Linked DNA regions of Homo sapiens: regions 2, 3 and 4 are each linked to region 1. Evidence: chromatin contacts called from ENCODE Hi-C data. All regions are on one chromosome and are shown on one strand. The core of a region is the stretch at or near the end of the contact, and the rest is flanking DNA. Distances in the headings are between cores, read along the strand shown.

Region 1 (2,700 bases), core at 169-2,668:
GAAGCAGAACCACCGGTAACAGCTGGCACAACTTCTAAAGACCCAGTCTGTCTTGAAAAACAGCCGCAAATTGTCCCTAAATAATAATTACCCCACCTGTATCAGGACTATCTCACTGACTAGCTGCACTTCATGACACAATACCTGCTATTAACTCTCAGCATGGATATAAACATTGCCATAATATTTTTTAAAACCAACAATGTATCATTTGCACATTAGGACAACAGAATGTTAGTTAAGGCACAGAAAACACAAAGGCATGGCTACCCTGTTCTTTGGTGACTCCATATCTAATTATTACCACACATGTCTCCAGTCTTTAGACAAATTTAGTTATTATAAGGGTGGTTGGACAAATAGCAAAGATTTGATTTTCATTAACAAAGGGCACATCAGAACCGAGTTAATCCTTCCCAGTTACCCAACATTCAAAGCTTCTAGTGCAGTCACTTTCTAGTCATTTTAGAACCCAGAGCAGTGTGACGATTTGATGCTTAAGTTTCAACACGTTTTATTAATCCATTCTTCTTGTGCTTCATTTAAAATATTGGAAACTATAAAAAGATCAGCGTGTTAATCCTCTGCCAGGAAACGGGAAAAAAAAGTTAAAAACCTAACAACAACACGAAAAGAGCAAGAGCGCTGGAATCTCAGCTTTGAGGAAACACATGGGATGAAAGCATCCGCCCAAGCTCTAACCATTTGTCACATGGGACTCTTCCCCTCGGGGGTGAATCCTGGATGTCCCCAGGATGGAGCGAGGAGGTCGTGCGTGCGGGCGAGTGTGTGACTGCAGGGGGCCTTGGCGGCGCGAGGAGGCGACGCCGCCCCCTCCCTCAGGCGCAGGGAGGGTCTTCCAGGAAGCGGCGGATCTCTGCTGACTCCGCGGCTGCGGGCCCCGGGCTGCGGCCGCCCAGGCCGGCACGTAGCGCCGAGCGTGACTCAGCGCTGACTCATCCGACTCGCTGCCAGTGGATTTCCCCCGTCAGCTGCTCGCGCTACTCCTGTCGCCGGGAGCTCGCAGGACTTCGCAGATACCGCTGCCTCCTTAGTCTTTCCTGAATAGCAGAGCAGTCCTGTCGCTTTAAACAGAGCAAGGCAGCTTTCACTGCTTTTGAATCCCGACCGAGCGGGGCACTGCCGTGCTTTGTTTTCTTTGCCTTTAAGAGTGCAATAGTCCACTAATCAAATTCTTTCATCAAAAGAGTGTTGGGACAAATCCCTGACATCGTCCTTCCACTGTGATTTGGAGATGACCTCCACCCAGGTTTCACTTCCGTTGTACCCAGCTCTCGTCTTATTTTTGTCCCTCATTTTGTGAATTTATCCTCTCACTACGCTTGATAACTAACCTTGGCGCAAACCCACAACTGTGGTGACGCAAATCAGGTTGGAACTTGGCATCGTTGTGTGCGGGCAGTGAGGGACTTACTGTAAAAACTGGGGCCTTCATAAAGGCGTTCTTATTTGCAATCCTACTTGCTGATTAGATACCGTGCTCATTTTCTGTCTGCCACTCCCCTTTGAAAGTTCCTGAGACAGGCCGGGCGCGGTGGCTCACGCCTGTAATCCCATCACTCTGGGAGGCCGAGGCGGGCGGATCACGAGGTCAGGAGATCGAGACCGTCCTGGCTAACACGGTGAAACACCGCCTCTATTAAAAAATACAAAAAATTAGCCGGGCGTAGTGGTGGGCGCTTGTAGTCCCAGCTACTCGGGAGGCTGAGGCAGGAGAATGGCGTGAACCTGGGAGGCGGAGCTTGCAGTGAGTGCCACTGCACTCCAGCCTGGGCGACAGAGCGAGACTCCGTCTCAAAAAAAAAAAAAAAAAAAAAAAAAGAAAGAAAGAAAGCTCCTGAGACAGATTTAGATGGACTGCTAAAACCTGTCCATCTAAATGGACCGGTTTAGATGGACCGCTCCCGGTCGTGCTCATTTCTTCTTCCCCAGAGTTCAATCTGCAGCGCAGCAGCAGGGCAGCATTTCTCTAACTTTACCGTGGACCGCCTGCATCAAAAGCGCCGCGGTAAAAATGCAGATTCTTGAAGCTCACTTCAAATTACAGACTCAGAATGTCCTGGCTGGGTGGGGGCATGGAGGCACCTGTCTGAGGTCGGGGCCTAGAAATAATCCATCGTATTAACCAACTACCTATCAGTGATTCTTAGGTACATTTAGGTTTGACAACTATAGCAAGAGGGCGAGGATGTGAGACATTATACTGGGTAGACTCTAGGACTCCTTACGATATAGAACACTGTGTTCTAAAATTGATGTTTAAGTTTTGATGGAAGGAAAAAATATTTCCAAATTTGGTTTTATATATTATATTGTTTGCTTTAACTGTATATTTATATAGACAAATTTCTTTTCTTTTTTTTTTTTTTTCTTTAAAGAGAGAAGGCCGAGGCGGGTGGATCATGAGGTCAGGAGATCGAGACCATCCTGGCTAACAAGGTGAAACCCCGTCTCTACTAAAAATACAAAAAATTAGCCGGGCGCGGTGGCGGGCGCCTGTAGTCCCAGCTACTGGGGAGGCTGAGGCAGGAGAATGGCGTGAACCCGGGAAGCGGAGCTTGCAGTGAGCCGAGATTGCGCCACTGCAGTCCGCAGTCCGGCCTGGGCGACAGAGCGAGACTCCGTCTCAAAAAAAAAAAAAAAAAAAAAAAAAAAAAAAAAAAAAAAAAAGAGAGAGTC
Region 2 (2,822 bases), core at 11-2,510, 2.0 Mb after region 1:
ACATTGGCCAAATGGCAGGTGGTACAAGTCCAGTTCCCCAGTAAGTTCCTGTAAACAAAACTACTTATTTATAGACAGCTTCTCAGTACTGTTTTTCAGGAGCTCAGTCAGAACGCAACTCAGAGCCACATCAACTGCAAAGAAAAATAAAGATATAAAATCCTGTTTTGAAAAATTTGCTTTACAACTCGAATGAGGTCCGCCATGTATTTGGGGGGATCTTCAGCATCATGGCTTGAGAACAGGTTTAAAGAAACATAGAAATAAGCCCCATGAACTCCTGCATTGGAGCAAAAAGAAAATACGGCTGACATCATGGAAAACTGCCAGCAGAGTTAAGCAAAATTTGAAATATCTACTTCTCCTTTCTATTCTTTCTTCTTTCTTCTTTCTATAGGGCATTCATTGGAATCAGCTTCGATGGAGGAATAACTGAACCACTGTGTATACAGACAGATCATAAAGCGGTGAACTGGGCTATTGAAATACTGAAGCTTTCCCAAAAAACTTTTGCCATATTTATTTATATAATGCAAAGTAAAATAGTAATATCTTTCTTTCAAAAAATACATGTCAATGTGCTTTAATTTATTCTCATAATTCTCCATATGAAATTTGCAGATATGTGAAGATTAACTCAGCATATATTTCAAAAGGTAAAATCTTCAGTAGTTTTAATCTAGGCTTATGTTACATATAGAAAATAGTAGGAAGAGGTATAGTTGCTTATAAGGATGAAAAATATGGCAGCTTTTAGTATAATCTCTTCTTACATTCTAAAGCACTACATGTATTCACCAACAGCTAAATGAAATCACTTTACACATTCACCAATTTTTATTCAGCAACTATTAAATTCAAGACATCTTGTCTGTTCTGAATATAACTGCAAAGGTACATAAATATAACCTTATTCTTCAGAAACAAAATTTCACCAAAGAGAAAAAGTGTAAGCTTATTTGCAGCAAAGATATATTTGCTACTTGCTGGCCCACATGAGGCACCTATTACATATTTACTGAATGAGTGTATAAACCATAAAATCAAGTAATTTAAATATAACATATGATATAAGCCACAAATGTGATTAATTCCTATGGGATTTAGAGCAAGGGGCATCACTGTTAGCTGAATGATCAGTGAAGAACTCACGGAGTTGAATGAGCTGATAAAGATTTTAGTCAGGCAATAGTTCAAAATAGGGCATTGTTTGGTAGGCAGAAATAAAAGAGGAAGTCTCAGGCAGAGAGAACAAAAAGAACAAGACCATATAAGGGTAGGGTATAAATACAGGATGGGAATAAGGGAGATCCAGGAGATCAATTCTATTTGAGTAGGTGGAGCAGTAATGGGAGAAAATGGATTGGAGCCAGATAACAAAGGCCTCGGCTATTACACTGAGGACCTCACACCTTATTCTGAAGACCAGTGTTTTCCATGTCTCCTAGAGTGCTCTTCTATTGCTAAATTGCTTGAGCACTCACCACCATAAGTGTATAGTTATATATCAGAATTTTGTAAAGTATACACATTATATTGTCCATCTATATCTATCCTTTATGTATATACACAGAGATGTACATACATGAACACATATTACAAGTAGACATTTTTAAGTGTCGACTAAGTGTGACACATCTACCATAATTTTTAACCACATATGATAAATGTATTTAGTTATTTTTGTACATATTTGCTTACTACATGTCATCTGTATTCCCTGCTGAATTGTCATCCTTATAAGAGAAGGAAACATTTTCTTGTTCTTTCTATATTGCAAGTGCCTAGTGCAGAATCTGGCACAGAGTAGGTGCTTATTAAATATTTGTTTGATGAAGAAATAAGTTGAACGGTTGACTGATCAAATTTGTTTTGAGGTGAGAATAAACTAATCTGGAGCCATCAAACATTCTTCATATTTCCCACTAGAGACTCTCTATATATCACGTATTATAAACATTAACCTTCAGTCTTGAAACTATCAATGACAGACTCCATATTAAAGAAAAGATGGGAGAAACAAGGCTGTCCCATCTTGAGTATAACACTAAAATGTTCCCTTTTCTTTAACAGCTTTATTAACATATTATTAATATACAATACATTACACACATTCAATGTGTACAATTTGATGATGGATATAGTCATACACCTGTGAAACCATCACCAGAAATCAAAGTAATAGATATGTCCATCACCTCCAAAAGTTTCCTTATGTCCTTTTATTTGTTATTTTTGGTGAGTGTATCTGTGTGTGTGTGTGTGTGTGTGTGTGTGTGTGTGTGTGTGTGTTTAGAATACTTAAGGAAACTGTCTTAATATAGTTCCCATTTCTACAAACTAAAGACATAGCATTTCTTTCCACAGATGTATTTAAAAAGGAATATAAAATTCCATTTATAATTTCTTCATATAAAACGAAGTATCTCAAAATGAGTTTCCTGGAGTCCAGGGGTTCCCAATAGGATCTTTAGAGGCTTTTCTAGGATAAGGGCTAGAAAAATGTGTTTGAGGAGAGTGACTACAGACTGCTATTTCAACTAGCCATCTCCAGTTTTCTTCTTTAATAGAGATACTTTTTATAGGATACTGTTTGGAAAAAAAAGAGCTCAGACAATTAACACAATGTTTTTTAAAACCAATAATATAAAGGTGTTTAAATCCTGTAGAAATACAATAGAGCTAATTAATAACTGTGTGAAATCTAAAATGAATTTTAGTCATTTTTGTCATATTGGTTTGTTTATATATTGGCACACCTACTCCTCAATCTATGGTATTGCTGCTGAAACTACAGTAAAAAGAAATAAAACTACTACTGT
Region 3 (2,739 bases), core at 229-2,728, 1.3 Mb after region 1:
CCCATCATATGGATAGAGGATCCCTGTTTTCTCACAGACTCACCAGAGCCTGACATTGTCAGGCTTTATAAATGCTGGGCAATCTGATGCATGTGAAATGGTATCTCATGGTTTTAATTTGTACTTCCCTGGTTACTGGTGAGGCTGAATATTTATTTAGTTTCTGAAGTTTGCCTTTAGGGAGGAAAAGAGTGAAAGTGGGGTGGAGGTAGATATGAAGGACTTTAAATTTATCTTCATTGCTTTATTTCTTGAAAATATGATTTGAAAAAAGTACAGAAAAATGTGGGCAATTGTTAAATTCAAATAAAAATACGTTAAAGTAGCCTTACTCTTTTTGGTTACCACATTAAAGCAAGTTTAAAACTTATAATTGTTTTTAGAGCCACTTTTGCTTACCTCCAAGCTTGGAAACATGTTTTACTGTAACCCTGGTGACAAGACACACCCACAGATTCCCAATAAGTGCTCTTGAGACTTAGTACCTTTGCCCAACTTCAATTTAACTAAATCTCTTGGGATTTGGCCATCAGGAAAAAGAACATACTTGCTTTAATTCCAGTGAAAGTGAAATTGTTCTTGAGAATCCATAAATGTGAGAGTCTATGAGAAAGAGTATAGTGGATCTTTCTGACATGATGGATAGAGGAGGAACATTTACAGAGAAAGCAGTTCACTATATTTACCATCTGAAAAAAATACATATAAAAGCATTTAAACTTTGGACTTATTTATTATTTTTAATGTATTTTTATTTACATATGTGATTTTTGAAGAAAAATATAATCATTTCAAATTTAATATTACAGGTTAATTCAGCTAATTGGGCTACTCCACAGGTAAATATATTTTTTAGTCTTAATATCTTTGTAATTGAATTTGAAACTAAAATGTATCTGCTTTTTATTTTCCCCAGAGAATTTTTGTTTTAGTAATAAATTTCTTCTGTGACATACAGTCATATACTGGTTGATTTTGAGAGTTTCTTGATTTCCAGTAAACAACGTACTCCAAATTCTGATTTAAAAGATTTGTTTTGGTTTTTCTCCGGCTTTTTCTTTCCAGTGTTTCAGTGTGGGTTTTCCACATTTGATCTGACCAAATTTGGCCTCATGTCTCTGAGTTTTGGGTAGTTAAAGAAACTGTATTTTGAAATTAAATTCTTCCTTATATTTTTCTTATCTGTGAATGTTCCCAGAGTTTAATTCTTGGCCATTTCTCTTTCTCTTTTGTATGCTTTCCCTGAATCAACTGTGACTCATGGTTTTGACTTTCACTTCCATGTTGATAGCCCTCCTCTTTACAGAACTTCTTCTATTTATGCTTTGGTTAGGTTCCAAAAGGTTGGTTTAAGTCTGTTTGCAAAGTGACACTTAAAATGAGTAACTGCTAACACCCTCTGATGGTACCAGGCAAAGTTGATTGTTTTTTTTTGTTTTTTCTCCTTTTCCTGGCTCAGCGAGTTCGTTTGAGTCATAAGAGAAACTTTTGTTTCGTTTACCCCAGCTTCAAAATTCTATATATCTCAGCTGCTTTTGGGACTTACTCCCTTTGTGCACTATCTCCTCAAACTAAACATATTAAAATTTGAGATCATTTTCATCTCAAATAAGCTGTGACTTTCTCTCTCTCTCTCTCTCTCCGCTGCCTTTATTTATTTATTTATTTATTTATTTATTTATTTATTTATTTTAAAAGTAGATGATACCATTCAATTCACTGGAACTCAGAGTCTCCAAAATGCTTATTCTTCTTTCATCATTTTCATTTCATACATTTATTTGCATCAAATCCAGTTGTTTCTCTGGAGTCTTACATTCTTTGCCAGACCATGATGGTGGGCTGTACATTCAACATCATGCATTAACTACTGTAGTTTCAAAATTAATCATCATATGTGTTGAAAACTATGGCAGAGTGCTACTTCTCTCAGTCTTCTATGGCTCCTGTGTCTTCTACCTACTGCTACTCCATCTATCTTCCTGCAAGGCCGGTTTTACATGCTAGTCTTTGGCTCAAAAGCCTATATGGACCCATGATTATTACTGGATAAGATTTAGACTCCAAAGATGGCATAAAATGCCACAATAATTGGATTTACACAAATAGATAAAATTTATTTTCTATCTTTATATAGGGAATCCTGAATTTCATGAAATTCGGACATTTGCTCACAGATGCAACTTGCACATTTGCTACTGCAAGCTTTTACTCATTCTGCTACTGGCCCTGGATTGCCCTCACCCTCTTTTCTCATATGAATCTCATTGATATTTTAAGAACCTGAAATCCTTCTTCAACATCTTCAGTTTTCAATGCCCTCATTTGTTGTTATTTATTTGTTTATTTTGAGGCAGAGTCTCACTCTGTTGCCCAGGTTGGAGTGCAGTGGTGCGATCTCATCTCACTGCAACCTCCACCTCTGGAGTTCAAGTGATTCTCCTGCTTAGCCTCCCGAGTAGCTGGGATTATAGGCGCCACTCCACCATCCCTGGTTAAATTTTGTATTTTTAGTAGAGATGGGGTTTTACCATGTTGGCCAGGCTTGTCTCAAACTCCTGATCTCAAGTGATCCACCCACCTCGGCCTTCCAAAGTGCCAGGATTACAGGCATGAGCCACCACGCCCGGCCGATCCCCCATTTTAAAATCATTTTATTATAAATGCAACACAAACTTAGAAGATTTCAAAAGTCCAGGGAATCTTCACAACGTTGGAAAAAAAAAAAGCATACTACCA
Region 4 (2,845 bases), core at 72-2,571, 1.9 Mb after region 1:
ACCAAGAACACTGGGAGCGAGGAATATTTTTTGCCTCAAACACAGAAAACTCATGACAAATTTTGACTTCTACTGAATCCTCAGCAGGCCACAAGAATAATGTTACCATTGAATTGGCTATGTAATATAGGCAGCTGATATGGGCTAGTTTGGGAACATAGGCTGATACTTTCTCTCAAAAGGAGCTTGTTTTATTTGTTGTAGTAAACTTGTTTCTCCATTTAGGCAATGAGGCCCTCAAAGGCCATGTTAAGTTCTTCTCTACATCTACTACCATGGATGGCTTATTGTAGGCACTAAAAATTGTCTTTTAATAATAAATTAACAGTTTCCTGCAAGTAGAACAGTATTCACAAAAAGCTTTCTTTAGTCCTTACACATTCATTCTTTGTTTGGAATTGTGATAAGTTTTGTTGCCATGAGAACACATTGCCAATTAAAATTTTGTTGAGAAAATAAAGATGTCACATTCAAATATCAAATAAATAGGTCACCTCAAACTCAACTAATAAGTTTTGTAGTGCATAGATAAATAATCTTTCTCTATTCTATTTTTTCATATCACAAATGATTATTTTAATATCATTTATAATTATTATCCAAATGCACAAAGTCATTTTTCACCCATGATAAGTGGAATGGACTTCCTAGACATTTCAAAGCAGTTCCCATGCCATTCAGTAGCATACAGATTCAAGGAGGTATTAACAGATGCATCACATGAAAATAAGTTAGCCATCCTGATCTCTCTCAAAGATTCTCAATGCATTTTTACATACTAAAGGCTCCAAGAAGTCTATGTGGGGAGAGATTGAATTTTAACTCACAGATCTCCAAACAGTTTATCACAACACACTTCTTTTATGACAAATTATCAGCCTTTGGAACACTGCTTTCTGAGGATAACAGTTTAAGATATTTCTTCTGAAAAATAATAGCTGTTTTCTTCTAGGAAGACATGGAAATATATATAGTGAAATTATAATAGACTTTGGAATTAGAAGCTATAGGTTCAAATCACCCAAACTTGTTGTGACTCTGTCATCCTGGAAAAGTTCTTTAACTTCTCTGAAGATTATAAAGACTGTCTCACAGGTATAAACTGCTCAATAAATACTGGTTTTATTTTTCTCACTTTACAACACCTCCCATATTCTGATAATGGACCAAGTACCGGGCTGTGGGCCCAGCTGGGGGTTAACATCCTTTAAACAAGTGGTGAGCCTAGCTTGTAGCACCTGTTCTTCTCGTGAGCCAGGTGGGGCATAGTGATATTGAGACTAGCAAAAGATAAGTGGGGAAGTGGTTATTCCACCCACACATTCTCACATGTTGCAAAATGCAGCTGGTGATTATTCTCTCAAGAGGAGTCTACTAGCATGAATGCCAATGAAAATAAGTCCTTGGGTCCTGTTTGGCACGTGTGCCTTAATTACTGACCCCCTACTCTAGGGAGGTCAACAAGAAAGAAGGTCTCTTCTTTTCTTTGCAACGGTATGAAAATGAAACAATCATAAAATCTGGCAGGAGAGTTAAGGTTAATAATTTTCAAAGAGAGTACTTGGAGGTTTCTTTACACTATAAGCACTATATAATCAAAAGTTTTCTTTTTCTGTATTAAACTATTCAATGTTAGTTATAGATCAAAATATTAAGTGTGTATTAAAACTTTTGCATTTTATAAAGTCATGAATAGATATGTTTTCCACAAATTTTAAACAGATGAAGCTTTAACCTAAGAACCTTTTTTATTAGTTTCTTCATTTTAGTTTATCCTAAGAAACGAATAACTAGTAGAGCACCGACAAACATTTTGGTGAAAGGGGTATCCCTGATTAAAATAGAGCTTCAGCTCTCTATGGACACATTGTTCACCCTCTCCCTATCTCACCCCCACCCTACCTACACTCCATCCCAACCCATGGCAAACTATAAGCCAAAACACATACCATGTAAGCTGTTTCTCCTTTAGAACAAACTTCCTTGGTCAGATTTCCTCACAAATTGGTTATATCTTCAGAAGAATTACAGCAAATTGAGGAATACAAATTGAAACCCACAAAAGACTGAAAATTAAATGTTTAAAAATAAAACTACATTTTTTTTCTTGGAAATCTAGAGGAATGTCACAAGATTCAGAACTCACATATTTCTAGGGACTAATTCTGTGGTTGAACCTAATGTCAGCTATATTATGGTTGGTTGGGTGACTCCAGGAGGAATGAACACCTGAGTCAGGAAGATGCCCAGCAAACTCTACAAATGAAAGGCAACACAGCAGCATCATGCATTCTTTTTTTCTCTTTCTCTTTTTTGTAATAAGAATGTGAAGTAGTTCCAGATGGTGTGCAAGTGGCCAGACTCAAACAAGTTACTAAGCTTGTTGGCATGAAAGAAGCTGCTTAGTGGTGACATACAAGTACAGAATCCCCACAGTCCTGCTTCCTGGTGAAACTGGAGAAAACAAACCAACAATAGAGAAATGAGTACTGTAATTTATCTTGGAGGCCAGTTAGGTTGTTTATCCCAAACTACATTTTGATTCCAGTTACAGTTTAATTATGAGTATTTGTTCTCTAACAGAGACTAAACAAAGGGTAACTATTTTCTTTTATCTTTTTCTTTGTTATGAAAATTTCAGTTTCATGTTTGCCTATCCTCTCTCTTTAAATAGTATCTTATACTATGTGAATGCATTCAGCCCAATTTCTTCCCATTTGCATGAAGTTTCTAAAATAAACAATAAGATCAGAAGTTTTTACGTATAAGAAATGCATGACTTAATAATGCCTTATGTATTTCTGTAAGCTTTTATTGCATCTATTTAACAAGTCCCTTTGGTTAT

Evidence for each region. Hi-C counts contacts between places; a loop is a spot of excess contacts on that map. Pooled maps may share reads with other maps.
Region 2: a map with no recorded cell type shows a loop between it and region 1 (4-fold over the local background). The contact joins two enhancer-like sites. A Hi-C loop is called at or near these places in 3 of 37 single-sample maps with no recorded cell type and 2 of 50 pooled maps.
Region 3: a pooled map shows a loop between it and region 1 (4-fold over the local background). The contact joins two enhancer-like sites. A Hi-C loop is called at or near these places in 2 of 37 single-sample maps with no recorded cell type and 2 of 50 pooled maps.
Region 4: a loop to region 1 is called in a pooled map, with 6 times the contacts of the local background. The contact joins two enhancer-like sites. A Hi-C loop is called at or near these places in 1 of 37 single-sample maps with no recorded cell type and 2 of 50 pooled maps.

The regions. Positions count from the first base shown.
Region 1 is chr5:91,278,874-91,281,573 of GRCh38, reverse strand. No RefSeq gene overlaps it. Among named protein-coding and RNA genes, the nearest start is that of LUCAT1, 34 kb to the left of the region's middle. RefSeq lists enhancers at 173-1,114, 857-1,116, 1,115-2,056. Within about 2 kb of position 1,418, at least 39 of the 41 ENCODE cell types and tissues checked have a DNase peak (open chromatin) inside an H3K27ac peak, as active enhancers do.
Region 2 is chr5:89,299,034-89,301,855 of GRCh38, reverse strand. All of the region lies in intron 7 of MEF2C-AS1 (MEF2C antisense RNA 1), which reads right to left. Among named protein-coding and RNA genes, the nearest start is that of LINC02161, 280 kb to the left of the region's middle. Within about 2 kb of position 1,260, at least 3 of the 41 ENCODE cell types and tissues checked have a DNase peak (open chromatin) inside an H3K27ac peak, as active enhancers do.
Region 3 is chr5:90,019,935-90,022,673 of GRCh38, reverse strand. No RefSeq gene overlaps it. Among named protein-coding and RNA genes, the nearest start is that of MIR3660, 4.6 kb to the right of the region's middle. Within about 2 kb of position 1,478, at least 7 of the 41 ENCODE cell types and tissues checked have a DNase peak (open chromatin) inside an H3K27ac peak, as active enhancers do.
Region 4 is chr5:89,342,332-89,345,176 of GRCh38, reverse strand. All of the region lies in intron 7 of MEF2C-AS1 (MEF2C antisense RNA 1), which reads right to left. Among named protein-coding and RNA genes, the nearest start is that of LINC02161, 240 kb to the left of the region's middle. RefSeq lists an enhancer at 2,287-2,336. Within about 2 kb of position 1,321, at least 3 of the 41 ENCODE cell types and tissues checked have a DNase peak (open chromatin) inside an H3K27ac peak, as active enhancers do.